Regions from separate parts of the Homo sapiens genome. Here region 1 is linked to region 2. A link is a contact called in ENCODE Hi-C or POLR2A ChIA-PET data. All regions are on one chromosome and are shown on one strand. The core of a region is the stretch at or near the end of the contact, and the rest is flanking DNA. Distances in the headings are between cores, read along the strand shown.

Region 1 (5,255 bases), core at 1,846-4,345, 1.1 Mb before region 2:
GATCCACTTGCCCCAGCCTCCCAAAGTGCTGGGTTTACAGGCTACCACGCCTGGCCTAGTTGTGTTTTATTATAACAGTAACAGAAACGCTCCTATTTCCTCTCCCCCATCCTATCACCAAGTGATTGTCAATTTTCCATCCTAAATATCCCTCAAGTGTATCTACTTCTGTCTTCTCCATCCCCATGCTGGTCCAAGTCACATTGTTCTTTCACCTGGGCTACGGCAAAGACCTTCCACTGCTCCTTCTCCCCACTTCCAAATCCAGCGGTCTCTTGTCCCCTCATCAGTTCACCTCTGGACATCCAGATGGAACTTTAATTTTTAATTTTTTTTATTTCTAGGGACAGGGTCTTGCTCTGTCACCTAGGCTGGAGTGCAGTGGCATGATCGAATTCCTGGGCTCAAGCGATCCTCTTGCCTCAGGTTTGCCAGGACCACTCCCCTCCCCCCAGTCCCACCTCACCGCTGCCATCCCCCTCCTCCATCTTTGAGCCACTAGGCTTCTCACAGTCTCCCACCCCGCCCTGCTCGCGGAGCCTGCAGGCCTCGGCCTCATGGCGGCCTGAGGCAGGGGCCTGGAGGCTGGTCCGCCCGCCACGAAGGTTGGGGGGTCCCTGGCCAGAAGCAGGACCCGGGCGAGGCTGAGGGGGACTCTGGCAGAAGCTGAAGGGGACCCGGGTGAGGCTGAGGGGGACTCGGGCAAAGGCGGAGGGGAACCCGGGCTGAGGCTGGGGGGGATCTGGGCTGAGGCAGAGGGGGACCGAGGCTGAGGGGGACCCGGGCTGAGGCAGAGGCCGAGGGGGACCCGGGCTGAGGCAGAGGCCGAGGGGGATCCGGGCTGAGGCAGAGGGGTCCTGGGCAGGGACAGGACCCACCCGGAGCCCGCAGGCCCGCCAGGCAGAGGGACTGGCTGAGCGGCCCGCAGCCTGGCGTCATGACGGCCTCCCGCCACGCCCCCGTCCCCGCGCTCGGCTCCCTCCAGGGCGGAAGCACGGGTCGAGCGTTGGTGACGCCATGGCTGTGCTTGCGACGCCCTGTCACTGGCAGGAACCGGGTACTGCGGCCCGCAGCTCCCGGGATGATCCCCTCTGGGCCTGAGGGCCTGGCTCACTGTCCCCGCTTCCCCGGGCTGGGCCGTCAAGGCGGGGACTGGGAGTGTCCGCGTCCCCCCCAGCGACCCCCGGTTTTAGTTACCCCCTCGCCCAAAGGCAGGGAGAAGTGGAAGATCTGGGCCTAGATAGAAGCAGGTGTCATGCACTTGACATGACTGATGACTACAAACTTTGGACGATTATTTTTGGGGGGAGGATGGGGGACGGAGATGAGTCTCGCTCTGTCGCCCAGGCTGGAGTGCAGTGGTGTGATCTAGGTGCGCTGCAACCTCCGCCTCCCGGGTTCCAGCTATTCTCCTGCCTCAGCCTCCCAAGTAGCTGGGATTACAGGCGTCTGCCACCATGCCTGGCTAATTTTTGTATTTTCGGTAAAGACAGGGTTTCACCATGTTGGTCAGACTGGTCTCGAACTCCTGACCTCAGGTGATCCACCCACCTTGGCTTCCCCAGGTGCTGGGATTACAGGCGTGAGCCACCGCGCCCGGCCGGATTCTTCTTTGTGTTGGATTGCACACCTGTACCCGTCTCCTCACTCCCCCATCGTTGATTTCCTCTCCCCACCCTACCCCTGCAATTAAAGTGCATTTTCTTTGGAAACTTTTTCTAGATCTTTGAAATAATTGGAAACCTCTGGTCTTGCTATGCGTTAGTCACAAGTCAGTGTGCTAGGACAGTGATACGCAGAAGAAAAAGACAGGCAGTAGCTGGTGAAAGGGAATGCTGAGTTCTCCCTTGTGAATAGGGACCCCCCCGACCCCCCAACACACACACACACACAGACGGCCACGCTGCTAGGCTTCTCACAGTCTCCCACCCTGAGCAACCCTGGGGATTTGCTGCTAATGCAAGGAACAGTGCCTAACACAGGCTCCCAGTCTCTGCTTGTTTAAAGATGCATGAGATTCAGAATCAATCACTAAAGTAACTGGATTTACGCCACAGCAAATAGAACTGGGAGTATGTTCTGTAAAGATGAAAACCTGTGGGACTTGTGAGACTTTGGATTTTGGCCACTTGCGCTGGTGTGCCCTGTGGCAGCTGAATGAGTGCCAAACATGGGGGGCTGACAGTGGCCTGGCCTTGAGATGGCCGGACCCGGACCAGCAGGTGTGACTCATTTTCCCTGCCCTGCCTGGAAAGGGGTTCGAGGTATTTACCACCTTCCCAGTAGTGATGAATACACAGAAAGTAACATCCCTAGGTCATTCTGAGCTCCTTAAAATGGAAAATAAGAGGCCGGACACGATGGCTCACGCCTGTAATCCCAGCACTTTGGGAGGCCAAGGAGGGTGGATCACTTGAGGTCAGGAGTTCGAGACCAGCCTGGCCAACATGGCAAAACCCCGTGTCTACTAAAAATATAAAAATTAGCCGAGCGTGGTAGTGCACGCCTGTAATCCCAGCTACTCAGGAGGTGGAAGCAGGAGAATCGCTTGAACTCGGGAGGCGGAGGTTGTAGTGAGCTGAGATCATGCCACTGCACTCCAGCCTGGGACAAGAGCGAAACTCCGTCTCAAAAAAAAAAAAAAAAAAAAAAAAAAACAGAAAATGAGAAACTTTCCCCAAACAGTATTACACGGTGACTTGGGCAAAACTGACTCTCCACCAAGAGACACTTGACTGTAGTTTTCCTGGCAGGGAGAGCATCTTTGAGGTCTCTAGTGGCCCAATCTGTTGCCCTCAGATTACCTGGTGTCATGTAGGGTGGAGGACAGCTGTTGTTTGCCATGCGTTCCTGACAGAAATAACCCTTCCAGTCATTCACCATGAGCCTGACTGGTAGAGACTTTAGCAATGGGGAAATACCGTAGACTGTTCCATCAGGACAATGCTGGGCCTGCAGTCCCCAGGGGGCACCCACTTACTTAGCCAAACCCCAGACGTTTCATTTAAAAGCAGAAGTGAAAGGAAGACCAGGTTCCTGAAAGGGTTATTCTGACTTAATCTGGCTATAAAAATGCTATTGGCTGTTATTTGGCATGGCCAAAGTGCACCCAGAATGTCTTCTCTCTCCATTCAGTGCACGCGTTACTTTGGCTAAAAGGAGGTGAGCGGCACTCTGCCCTTCCAGAGCAAGCATGGAGCAACAGGATCAGAGCATGAAGGAAGGGGTGAGTGTGTTGCTCAGGGAAAGGGGCCAAGAGCAGGCTTGGCTGCCAGGGCCTGTGCAGCCTTCCTGGAGAGTCGCTGGGGGGCTCCTGGTGTTGCAGAGGGAACTCTGTGTTGGGAGGGATTATGGTGGGGAGAGGGGGAAAGTCTTGTCCAGCAGGTGGTCTTTTATAGGGAGGAGAGAGGTTTAGAGACAAGTGCTCTGTGGAAATCATTCTACTGGAACAGCCTTTAACAGCAGGATCTGTAACTGAATGGAAGAGACCCAAAGGATTCATTTGTCCCAACTTGAACCAAACATGTTAGCTGCAAAATCCTTCTATGGTTGGTGAGATGTTTCGCTCTGCTTTCGTTTTGCTTTTGGCTTCAGGGCAGTTAATTTTTTCAGCAAGTAACATAGCTGAGCTGCATGAAAGCAAGATAAACTCAGAAAAGGCGTTGCTTGATTTGAATTTAGTTCAGATCTGTCACGTAGGTTTCCTGCCTTTTAGATCCTGAGGCTCCCTTGTTTTAGAGAGGAAAGATTTTCATGGACTCCTGCAACGTAATTGCAGTTTACTTTCTAGATTCCCTTGATTGAGGAAAATGCATAATGTCAGAAAAGTAACACTGACTTATTAACACTTTATAAGAATTTGCATTTATTCATCACAATAGCATCTGCTTATATTTGGAGTGGAGGAAGGATAGTGCACATTTTTGCAAAACAGCATTTGTTCAGGCATGGATGTGAGACCCTCACCATAGGCAGACTGGAAACATGCTCTGTAGCACATAGATTAAGAGTGGGTCTTGGGAGGCTGAGGTGGGTGGATCACCTGAGGTCAGCAGTTCGAGACCAGCCTGGCCAACATGGTGAAACCCCATCTCTACTAAAAATACAAAAATTAGCCAGGCGTGGTGGCAGGTGCCTGTAATCCCAGCTACTCAGGAGGCTGAGGCAGGAGAATCACTTGAACCTGGGAAACAGAGGCTGCAATGAGCTGAGATCACGCCATTGCACTCCAGCCTGGTCAACAAGAGCGAAACTTCATCTCAAAAAAAAAAAAAAAAAAAGAGTGGGCCTGGGAAGTAGAAGCCCCCAGGATTCATTCCTGCTCCATCCTATTCTAGCTGTGGGACTTGGGTAAGTTCTTTAACTCTTCAGTGCCTCAGTTTTCTCATTTGTAAAATGGGAGTAATAACCATACCGCCTCATAGGGTGCTGGAGCAATTAAATGAGATAATGCATGTAAAGTACCTGGCACAGAGTGAGTTCCCCGTAAATGTTACTACTTTTCTTTCTCTCTCTCTCGCTTTTTTTTTTTTTTTTTTTTGACACAGAGTCTTGCTCTGTCACCCAGGCTGAAGTACAGTGGTGCGATCAAGGTTCACTGCAACCTCCACCTTCTGGGCTCAAGCGATCCTCCCACCTCAGCCTCCCAAGTAGCTGGGATTACAGGCATGCACCACCACACCCGGCTAATTTTTGTATTTTTAGTAGAGATGGGGTTTCACCATGTTGGCCAGGCTGGTCTAGAACTCCTGACCTCAGGTGATCCGCCCGCCTCGGCCTCCCAAAGTGCTGGGGTTACAGGTGTGAGCCACCGCGCCCGGCCATCGTAAATGTTACTACTTTTCAATCATTCTTTAGGCTGGTTTCTCCACCTCCGCGTGATTTCCATTTGGCACTGGCTAACGCTTCGTTGTAGGGGCTGTCTTGTGTGTTATAAGATGTTTAGCCGCGTCCCTGGCTCTACCTTCTAGACGCAGTAGCTCCCTCCCCCAGGAGTGACAACCGATGTCCCCGAGAGGGCAGAATCCACTCCCAGCCCTCAACTGAGAGGCACTGCTTTGGAGTCTACTCAGCCCCTTCGCTTGGGTCATCTTGTTTGTCTTACAACTAAGAAAGTGTTAGACAAATCAAGTGTCATCACCTCCATTTTATAGAAAAGAAACGGAGGTGATGAGGACTTAGGTGTTTGGGGTCCAGGGAGGTCCTCCGCTGTCCAGAGAAAGGCACAACTGCCACGTTCCCCACGTCCACCAAGT
Region 2 (4,966 bases), core at 2,434-4,933:
GAATGGAGGAGGTGCGAAACTCTTTTTAATAATCAGCTCTTGGCTGGGTGTGGTGGCTCATGCCTGTAATCCCAGCACTTTAGGAGGCCGAGGCAGGTGGATCACCTGACATCAGAAGTTTGAGACCAGCCTGGCCAACATGGTGAAACCCTGTCTCTACTAAAAATACAAAAATTAGCTGGGCATGGTGGCGTGCACCTGTAATCCCAGCTACTAGGGAGGCTGAGGCAGGAGAATCACTTGAATCCAGGAGGCAGAGGTTGCAGTGAGCTGAGATTGTGTCACTGCACTCCAGCCTGGGAAACAAAGCAAGACTCCATCTCAAAAAAAAAAAAAAAAAAAAAGAAAGAAAAAAAAAGAAAAAAGAATTGCGAACAGGTAGTGAAATAAATGGTTGTACATGAATGCTCATAGCAGTGGTATTCACAATAGCCAGAAGACAAAGCCAAATGTCTATCAGTGGATAAATGGATAAACAAAATGTGGTACATCCATACAATATTACTCCATTATGTTATATGATTCCATTTACATGAAACATCCATTATAGGTAAATCCATAGAGGTAGAAGGTCAAATAGGGTTTGTCAGAGGCTGTGGGAGAGAGGACTGGGGAGTGAGGATGACTTCTAATGAGCACCGGATCTACTCTGAGGGATGAAAGTATTACGGAGCTGGACAGCAGTGAGGACTGCACATTATGAATGTACTAAGTGCCCCTGAACAGTCTGCTTCAACATGGTTCATTCTGTTAGATGAATTTCAGCTCCGTTTTTAAAAACTTGACACCCAGGTGGATTTAGGGGAAATTTCCATGAAACATTCAAAGAATAGGTATTTCTTACCCTTCAGAAATATTTATATAGAAAAGCAGAAGAGGGATACTCCCGATATAGTTAGGATATTTGTCCCCACCCAAGTCTCATATTGAATTATCCCCAGTGTTGGAGGTGGGGCCTGGTGGGAGACGTTTGGGTCATGGGGACGGATCCTCCATGGCTTGGTGCAGTTTTCTTGGTAGTGAGTTCTCCCGAGATGTGGTTGTTGTCAAGTGTGTGTGGCATCTACTCCCCGACCCCCATCTCTTGCTCCTGCTCCCACCATGTGAGACTCCTGTTATCACTTCATCTTCCACCATGAGCAAAAGCTCCCTGAGGCCTCCCCAGAAGCCGAGCACATGCCAGGGCCATGCTTCCAGTACAGCCTGCAGAACCGTAAGCCAAATCAACCTCTTTCTTTATAAATTACCCAATCTCAGGTATTTCTTTATAGCAATGCAAGAATGGCCTAACATGCTCCCCAACTCAAGACACGACTTTAGGCCAGGGACGGTGGCTCATGCCTGTAATCCCAGCACTTTGGGAGGCCAAGGCAGGCGGATCACAAGGTCAGGAGATTGAGACCATCCTGGCAAACACAGTGAAACACTGTCTCTACTAAAAATACAGAAAATTAGCCGGGCGTGGTGGCGGGCACCTGTAGTCCCAGCTACTCCGGTAGGCTGAGGCAGGAGAATGGCACGAACCTGGGAGGCGGAGCTTGCAGTGAGCCGAGATTGCACCACTGCACTCAAGCCTGGGGAACAGAGTGAGACTCCATCTGAAAAAAAAAAAAAAAGATAGGACTTCAGCGTAACTGTGATTCCAAAACTGTACAAAGACAGTACAAGAAAGGAAAGTTTCAGTTCAACTTTACCCATGAGATGTAAAAACCCTTAAATTACATACTTATCAAATAGAACCTGGTAATGTATAAAAACATAATGACCACATTGGGTTTACTTCAGGCATGCAAGACTAGTTCATTAGAAAATCTACTGACATAAGGCTGGGCGCGGTGGCTCACACCTGTAATCCCAGCACTTTGGGAGGCCGAGGCGGGCAGATCACAAGGTCAGGAGATGGAGACCATCCTGGCTAACACGGTGAAACCCCGTCTCTACTAAAAATACAAAAAAATTAGCCAGGCGTGGTGGCGTGCACCTGTAGTCCCAGCTGCTGGGGAGGCTGAGGCAGGAGAATGGCATGAACCCGGGAGGCAGAGCTTGCAGTGAGCTGAGATCGCGCCACTGCACTCCAGCCTGGGCGACAGAGCGAGATTCTGTCTCAAAAAAAAAGAAAAAGAAAATCTACTGATATAATTCACCATGGTAATAGATTAAAGGAGAAAAGCCAGAAGATGTCACTGATGATGGAAAACCATTCAATAAATTTCAACATCTACTCATGACAAAAACTCTTAGCAAACCAAGAATGGAAAGCGTACTTTATTTATTTATTTATTTATTTATTTATTTATTGTATTATTATTATTATTTGAGACAGACTCTAGCTCTGTCACCCAGGCTGGAGGGCAGAAGAAAGGTCAGAGAGACTTGAAGGGGATCCGGACAGGCCACCACAGAATATGCGACTTTGACATAAAGATTATTTTGAGCTGAAGGCAATTGAGAATCAACAGATCCAGAAAGAGTTCTCTGCCCTCCCCCTTTTTGCCTAAAAGCAGGTCATAAATTTGATCACACCAGTGTACTCCAGCCTGCGTGACAGAGGAAGACCCTGTCTCTTAAAAAAGTAAATAAGTAAATAAAAGTATCTGTATTTCTATATACCAGCAACAATCAGAAAACAATTTAAAAAAGGAATTAACAATGAAAAAGAAAGGAAGGAAGGAGGGAAGGGAGGGAGGGAGGGAGGAAAGAAAGAAAAAGGAGAAAGAAGGAAAGAAGGAAGGAGGGAGGGAGGGAGGGAAGGAAGGAGAGAGAGAGAAAGAGAAAGGAAGAAAGAGAGAGAGAGAAAGAGAAAGAAAGAGAGAGAGAGAAAGAGAAAGAAAGAAAGAGAAAGAAGGAAAAGGAAAAAAAGAGAAAAAGAAAAGGAAAGGAAAGGGAGAGAGAGAAAGAAAAGGAAAGAGAGAAAAAGAAAGAAAGGGAGAGAGAAAGAAAGAAAAAGAAAGAAAAGAGAAAGAAAGAGAAGAGAGAAAGAAGAAAGAAAAAAAGACAGACCTAATAATACCAACAATAAATCCAAAAGATGTGTAAACGCTTAATGGGGAAATTACAAAACTTTATTGAAAAACATTAAAGTTGGCTTATGCGTGGGTCAACCATAGTGGCTCACGCCTGTAATCCCAGCACTTTGGGTGGCTGAGGCAAGTGGATCACTTGAGGCCAGGAATTCAAGACCAGCCTGGTCAACATGATGAAACCCCATCTCTATTAAAAATACAAAAGAATTAGCCAGGCATGGTGGCACATGCCTGTAATCCCAGTTACATGGGAGGCTGAGGTGGGATAATCGCTTGAACTCGGGAGGTGGAGGTTACAGTGAGCTGAGATCGCGCCATTGCACTCCAGTCTGGGAGACAGAGTGAGACTCTGTTTCAAAAAAAAAAAAAAACAAATCATATCAGCAGCAACAACAAAAACCCGATTCAAAACTGGGCAAAGTGCACACTTCAGTAGCACATATACTAAAAATGGAACAACACAGATTATTAGCATGGCCCCTGGAAAAAAAAATTTAATGGGCAAAGCACTTGAATAGACATATCTAAGATGTACAAATGGCCAATAAGCAGATGAAAAGATGCTCCACATCATTAGTCATTAGGAAAATGCAAACCAAAACCACAATGAGAATGACCATATGATTCAGCAATTCCACTTCTGCGTGTATACCCCAAAGAATCGAAAGCAGGGTCCGGAAGAGCTGTGGACACCATGTTAACAGCAGCATTATTCACAATAGCTAAGAGGTGGAAGTAACCCAAGAATCTATAAAGGGATGAAAGGATAAGCAAAATGTGGAACATACATACACTTAAATTTTATTCAGCCTTAAAAAGGAAGGAAATTATGGGCTAGGGGCAGTGGCTCACGCCTGTAATCCCAGCACTTTCAGAGGCCAAGGCGGGCGGATCATTTGATGTCAGGAGTTTGAGGCCAGCCTGAAGAACACAGCGAAACCCCGTCTGTACAAAAAATACAAAAATCAGCCTGGTGTGGTTGCGCGCGCCTGTGATCCCAGCTACTTGGGAGCTGAGGCAGGAGAATCGCTTGAACCTGGGAGGCGGAGGTTGCGGTGAGCCAAGATCACACCACCGCACTCTAGCCTGGGCAACAGAGCGAGACTCGGTCTCAAAAAAAAAAGGAAGGAAATTCTAACACATGCCACAACATGGACGTTGAGGATGATTTGCTAAGTAAAATAAGCCAGTCACAGAAAGACAAATACTATGTGATTCCACGGAGAGGAGGTACTGAGGGTACTCTCATTCACAGAGAGAGAAGGTGGAATGGTGGTTGCCAGGGGCTAGGGGTAGGGGGAAGGAAAGTTAGTGTTTACTGGATACAGAGTCTCAGTTTTACAAGATGAAAAAGAGTTCGGGAGATGGATGGTGCTGATGCTTGCACAACGGGATGAATGTATCTAATACCACCGAACCGTATACTTAAAATGGTTAGGATGGTACATTTCATGTTGTATGTATTTTACTGCAATAAAAAAATTTAATGGGGGAAATCCATTAATAGAGGAATGCCCAGGAGTTTGAGACCAGCCTGGACAACATAGTGAGACCCCATCTCTACAAAAAAATACAAAAAAATTAGCTGGGTGTGGTGGCATGTGCCTGCAGTGCCAGGTACCTGTAGTTCCAGCTACTGGGGGTGAAGGGGCGGGCAGCTGAGGTGAAAGAATGGCTTGAGCCCAGGAGGTGGAGGCTGCAGTGAGTCTTAATCGCACCATTATTCTCCAGCCTAGGTGACAGAACAAGACTCAGTCTCAAAAAAAAAAAAAAAAAGGTTAAATTACAGTGTGGTTATACTATAACATTCTGTTCAACCATTACATAAACAAAGTGGACTTGAACATGAGCAGATTTCTAAGACATACTGTTTCAAAAAATTCAATTTGCAAAACAATATACTCAATAGGATCCTATGTATTTTATTTTGTTTTTATTTATTT

What was found. Hi-C counts contacts between places; a loop is a spot of excess contacts on that map. ChIA-PET counts read pairs that join two places held with the same protein, here RNA polymerase II (POLR2A). Pooled maps may share reads with other maps.
Region 1: a loop to region 2 is called in a pooled map, with 6 times the contacts of the local background. The contact joins the promoter of SLC2A5 here to the enhancer-like site in region 2. A Hi-C loop is called at or near these places in 1 of 37 single-sample maps with no recorded cell type and 3 of 50 pooled maps. POLR2A ChIA-PET finds 5 or more read pairs at or near these places in 1 of 52 experiments (CD8-positive, alpha-beta memory T cell).

The regions. Positions count from the first base shown.
Region 1 is chr1:9,067,475-9,072,729 of GRCh38, reverse strand. SLC2A5 (solute carrier family 2 member 5) reads left to right here and starts at 3,095. Exons shown (of 12, transcript NM_003039.3): 1 at 3,095-3,226. The coding sequence starts at 3,194.
Region 2 is chr1:7,992,953-7,997,918 of GRCh38, reverse strand. No RefSeq gene overlaps it. Among named protein-coding and RNA genes, the nearest start is that of ERRFI1, 31 kb to the left of the region's middle. Within about 2 kb of position 3,683, at least 3 of the 41 ENCODE cell types and tissues checked have a DNase peak (open chromatin) inside an H3K27ac peak, as active enhancers do.